2 separate regions of the Homo sapiens genome follow, and region 2 is linked to region 1. Evidence: read pairs that join two places in POLR2A ChIA-PET (ENCODE). Cell type or tissue: B cell. All regions are shown on one strand. Each heading gives the region's core, and the rest is flanking DNA. Links, peaks and the distances in the headings are about the cores only. Region 1 has its middle 35 kb from the start of GPR160. Region 2 holds the start of LRRC34 (leucine rich repeat containing 34).

Region 1 (3,029 bases), core at 317-2,816:
CAGCTTGCAGTGGGTTAAATTGAAGTGGAAAATAAGAATTATTAAAAAAAACAAGGAGCGATATGAGAATGCTTGGACACAGGGCAGGGAACATCACACACTGGGGCCTGTCAGGGGTTGGCGGGGCTGGGGGAGAGATAGCATTAGGAGAAATACCTAATGTAAGTGACGAGTTGATGGGTGCAGCAAACCAACATGGCACATGTATACCTATGTAACAAACCTGCACGTTGTGCACGTGTACCCTAGAACTTAAAGTATAATAATAATAATTAAAACAAAAACAAGGAGCGAAGGGAGAGAGAAAGGCACCTAAGAGAGAAGCAAGGCGGACAAAAGTTAGTTGTTGGAAAGGGAGGTCAGCAGGGCAGAAACCAGTGAAAAAAGCCACCAGAGTAAATTTCTTCCTCGCCTTGACATTTAAGGTCTCCTACAATATGATCCTTACTTGGGTTTCTAGACTCAACCCCCAATATTCCCTATGATTAAGCCACTCAGGACCCTTCATATTTTCCACAAAATGCCCCATTGTCTCTTTTGGTTTGCTTGTTTGTTTTTACTCAGGATATAACCTTGGCCTGAGGTGTGCCCACAGATTAGCCTGTCGATCCCACTGGTCCTCAAAGGCCTGTTTCTGATCCCTCAAATGAAGTGATTTCCTCTGACTTTAAAATTCCCAAGGCAACTCATACCTCTCTTATCATCTTAATCAGATCATGTCCTTGAATTATATGAGCTGCTTCCTGGCTGGGACTGTTTTCCCTGTGGCACTCACAGGAGGACTCACACAGGAGGTGCTCAGCATTCACTAGCGGATTCACAGTGAAGTGAACAGCAACATTCTTAGCAGGGACTGAGTTACAATGGTTAGAAGAGTTCTCTGGAAATTATTATTCTAACCAGTAGCATGTCCTCAGCAGACAATGGAGGCTCTGTTCATCAATGTTAGAATGGGGAGTTGAAGAAATGGAGTTGTACTTGGAGTCTCACTGTGTGGGAAACCTCATAATCATCAGTTGTGGGTCATTCTCCCATCTGGGGTGTCATTAGTAATCTGTACAAGGATCATGAAGGAACTGCTCCTATATACATTATGGATCTCACAATATTGAAAAGTCCAACACAAAAGACTCCATAATATGATTCCATTTACATGAAGTTCAAACACAGGCAAAACGAACCCATAGTGTTAAAAGTGTACATTGTGGGAGGCGAGGAGTCAGGTGGCTGAGAGGGTTCCCCCGGGTCTGGGAGTGGGGGTTCTAGGAGCTGATGTTCTGCCGCTTGGTCCAATGGTTACATGGGTGTGTCCACTTTGTGATAATTCATTGAACCATATACTTATGATTTGTACACTTTTCTTTAGGTATATTACATTTTATTTTAAAACATTAGCTGTGCATATGTTATGCCATAAAAAGATTGTAGTGAAAAACAAAAATCAATCAGGTGTTTCAGATGCTTAACTTTGAGCTTCTGTAAATGTTTTAATGAAACAAAATCAGCACCACGTGTATTTGTTATTAGTTATCCAATTATGCTGTACTAGCAGCAGAACATTAAAAGGCAACAGGAAGTTAGTTGCACACAACATTAAAGCAAACCACTCTCTTTCACTGCACAATTCCTAGCTACCTTGATTTGCAGGGGGATCGTATGTTGCTACAGAAGGGACTAAGTTTTATAGAAGACATTTGTTGAAAATTCTTAAAAATTCCCATAATTACATGTTGTATCAAAAAAGATAGTGAACAGGAAGGAAATGAAATTGTTCTCAGCAGCATTGAACAATGTCTTGTTGCTTCCTCTTTGTAATGTGGCAAGTGGGGGTAGGGTGAACAAAATGAGCATCCTGATGGATTTTATTTTAAGCAGGTTTCACTTTATGGTAAACACAAGATATTTTAGTGATAAATGGAATGCTTATTTGATATTGTCCCACATATTGTGACTTTGTGCTGGAAGCCTCTATACCAGAGGCCCAAGGAGTTATTCTTTTGTTCCTTTTTCTTTTTCCCTTTTTTTTTTTTTGAGACAGAGTCTCGCTCCTTTGCCCAGGATGGAGTGCAGTGGCCGCGATCTCAGCTCACTGCAACCTCTGCCTTCTGGGTTCAAGCGATTCTCCTGCCTCAGCCTCCTGAGTAGCTGGGATTACAGGCTCCCACCACCACGCCCGGCTGATTTTTGTATTTTTAGTAGAGACGGAGTTTCACCATGTTGGCCAGGCTGGTCTCAAACTCCTGAGAGCAGATGATCCGCACGCCTCTGCCTCCCAAAGTGCTGGGATTATGGGCATGAGCTTTCGCGCCCGGCCTGTTCCTTTCCTTTCTACTCCGTCAGTTAGTGGTTAGTTTTCACTTGGATTTGTAAACTCCTGGTGGGCAGTATTCCAAGTTCTCAGAAGCATTTGTGTCGGTGATAAAAAGGAAACAGAGACTAAGGAGTGATGGCTGCTGTAAAATCCTCCCTTGTGGAGTAAGAGCTCTCTGATCGCTCGCCTCTTTTTGCCTCCGCAATCCTTCACCATCTAACTTCTTTCTCAAAGCCTGCAGCACTTTGTTTGTGTCTGTTTGTTTGTTTGTTTGCCTTATCATAACCCTACCAGGCTGGAAGCTTTCCGATGGCGGAGATTGTAGCTTTTAGGGCAGAAGATGGATCTCCTCCGGCAACGTGTGCATGTGCAGGCAGCCGCTGGTTTCCTTGCTCCTTCCCCGGATTCTGAGCCGGGACTGTGGGTTCCTCATTTATATTATTGTTCAGCATATAGTCGAGGCTCAGTAAATGTTGGCTGAATGAAGAAAGAAAAGGATTGTGCAGCAGGTCTCCAGTTTTAAGATTCTTCAGGTGACTTGCCTTCTGAGTATTGCAGAGAACTGCCATTGCCTCCTGAGAAAAGCAGTCTACGGTCTGTGCTGGGAGTCTCAATGGCATTCCTCTGTCTGGTCACCGCATCCCTCTCAATCTGTGTGGTGGGGAATAAAGAATGTGAGGTGGCAATGGGGCTGAACATTCGAGCTCATTTTCCAGGA
Region 2 (2,764 bases), core at 265-2,764, 190 kb after region 1:
CCACCAAAAAAAATTATTAGAATGGATAAACAAATTCAATAAAGTTGTAGGATACAAAATCAACATATAAAACTCAGTAGCATTTTTATATACCAACAGCAAACAATCAGAAAAAGTAAGAAAATAATCCCATTTACAGTAGCTACAAATAAAATAAAATACCTAAGAACAAACTCAACCAAAGAAGTAAAAGATCTCTACAATGAAAACTATAAAACATTGAAGTAAGAAATTAAAGAGGACACACACACAAAAAAAGGAAAGATATTTTATGTTCTTGGATTAGAATAATAATTATTGTTAAAATGTCCATTTTATCCAAAGCAATTTACAGATTATATACAATTCCTATCAAAATACCAAAGACCTTCTTCACAGAAATAGAAAAAATAATCCTAAAATTTGTATGAAACCACAAAAGATCCAGCATAGCCAAAGCTAACCTGAGCAAAAAGAACAAAACTGGAGGAATCACATTACCTAAATTAAAATTATATTGCAGAGCTAAAGTAGCCAAACTAGCATGGTACTGGCATAAAAATAGATACATAGACCAATGGAACAGAATAGAGAACCCAGATATAAATCCATCATCTACAGTGAACTCGTTTTTGACAAAGGTATCAGTAACATATATTGGGGAAAAGATAGTTTCTTCAATAACGGTTCTGGGAAAACTGGATATCCATATGCAGAAGAATGAAACTACACCCCTATCTCTTGCCACATACAAAAATCAAATCAAAATGGATTAAAGGGCCAGGCATAGTGCCTCACGCCTGTAATCCCAGCACTTTGGGCGGCAGAGGCAGGTAGATCACTTGAGGTCAGGAGTTTGAGACCAGCCTGGCCAACATGGTGAAACCCTGTCTCTACTAAAAATACAAAATTAGCTGGGCGTAGTGGGGGGCGCCTGTAATCCCGGCTATTCTGGAGGCTGAGGTGGGAGAATTGCTTGAAGCTCGGAGGCAGAGGTTGCAGTGAGCCAAGATCAGGCCACTGCACTTCAGCCTGGACCACAGAGCGAGACTCTGTCTCAAAAAACAAACAAACAAACAAACACCCCAAGACCCTAGTAGGCACAGACACAAGCGGCTGGATGTTGAGAGGAACACACCGGCGGAGGAGCACACAGGTGGCTGGACATTGAGAGGAACAGAGGAGCAGAAGAGCACACCGACAGGCACCAGCGGACGCTGCCAGGTCACCGACAAGCAGCACGATGTGTAGACCGAGGGGAATTTGGCCAGGGCAGTCAGTGGAGAGTCTGGCTGCTGAGCGGCCGGACTCCAGGGGAAAACCACCTTTCCACTCCATTCCCTTTCTGGCTCCCCATCCATCTGTTGAGAGCCACTTCCACCAATCAATAAAACCTTGCACTCATTCTCCAAGCCCACTGTGTGATCCGATTTTTCCGGTACACCAAGGCCAGAACCCCAGGAAACAGAAAGCCCTCTGTCCTTGCGGTAAGACAGAGGGTCTAACTGAGCTGATTGACGCAAGCCGCCTATACACAGCAAAACTGAAAGAGCACCCTGTAACACACGCCTACTGGGGCTTTGCTTCAGCAGCTGTAAGCATTCACCCCTAGACGCTGCGGTGAGTTCGGAGCCCACGTGCCCCACAACCTGCCCGTCTGCATGCTCCCCCTAGAGGTTTGAGCAGCGGAGCACCAAAGAAGCAAGCCACACCCCCATTGTTACCGGTAGAAGGTGTCCAGGTTCTTGGCGTCTTGAACAAAGAATTGGACAAAACGCACAAAGCAAGGAAGGAATGAAGGGATTTACTGAAAATGAAAGTATACTCCACAGTGTGGGAGTGGGCCGAGCACAGGGGCTCAAAGACCCCGTTACAAATTTTTTGGGAGTTTAAATATCCCTTAGAGGATTCCATTGGTTACTTAGAGTACGCCCTGTGTAAATGAAGAGGATGAAGTAAGGTTACAAAGTCGTTTATGGTGTACACCCTATGGAGAGGATATTTCCTGTTATAGCCGAAGTGCGAATCGGCCTTATGTTCCCTACCTCCAGACCCTATTTTCCTGCCTCACCATCGCATGCCCTGCAAGGGGGATAAGGAAACTATTACCATTTCAGTATCAAGGAAATGAAACTTACCAGATCGTCACATCTGGACAATGAGACACCAGATCCCTCACCCACCATGATTCCCTAAACGACCACCTGATTCCTGTTGACCAACTCCTCTTCCTTACCCCTCCCTAATTCCTGATTTCCTGCAAGTAGTCACATTTCTTTCTTGCTATGTAAACCCTTGATTCTAGTTGGTTGGGGAGACAGATTTGAGACTGATCTCCTCGGCTGCAGCACCAGATTAAAGCCTTCCTCCCTGGCAATTCTCATTGTTTCAGTGATTGGCATTCTGTGCCAGGAGCAGCTGGATCTAGACGGAACCCCTGGCCTTTTAGTAACACATGTGGATCTGGCCCTGCCCGCCTCCCCGCTGTCTGTACTGATCTGAGTACATTCAAGTACCTGCGCATGCCCAGAACGCACCAAGCATTCTGTCCTCTGGCAGCCTCCTTCGGACCATCCAGATGTCACCTCCTTCAGGAAGCCCTCCCTGGTGGCCCCGCCCTTTGGGAGCACAAAACCCTTTATGCTCCCAAAGCCCAACGCCTTTATCATGTGCTGATGCTACTCTGCTTCTTCGCTGGCCCGGCAGGCCGGTGCACACTTTGTAGGAGCGGGCTTTGTCATAATCTTCTTTGTAGCCCCAGCCCTAGCTCAGCAGCGGAGCCCCT

What was found. Peaks named below come from ENCODE experiments on the same cell type or tissue, not always from the same donor. Only the 100,000 strongest peaks of a DNase experiment are listed, where the experiment ranks them.
Region 2: POLR2A ChIA-PET joins it to region 1 with 13 read pairs; 2 of 35 experiments call an interaction of 5 or more read pairs at or near these places.

The regions. Positions count from the first base shown.
Region 1 is chr3:170,001,808-170,004,836 of GRCh38, reverse strand. No RefSeq gene overlaps it. Among named protein-coding and RNA genes, the nearest start is that of GPR160, 35 kb to the left of the region's middle. In B cell, for the core only: no CTCF peak of the experiment used is centred there; a DNase peak (open chromatin) is centred at 1,788; H3K4me3 peaks cover 1,436 bases; H3K27ac peaks cover 2,026 bases.
Region 2 is chr3:169,812,778-169,815,541 of GRCh38, reverse strand. LRRC34 (leucine rich repeat containing 34) reads left to right here and starts at 2,638. Exons shown (of 11, transcript NM_001172779.2): 1 at 2,638-2,764. LRRIQ4 (leucine rich repeats and IQ motif containing 4) reads right to left here and starts at 2,672. Exons shown (of 6, transcript NM_001080460.3): 1 at 2,496-2,672. RefSeq lists enhancers at 1,034-1,083, 1,374-1,473. In B cell, for the core only: a CTCF peak has its summit at 1,669; DNase peaks (open chromatin) are centred at 1,581, 2,501 and 2,731; H3K4me3 peaks cover 1,779 bases; H3K27ac peaks cover 2,012 bases.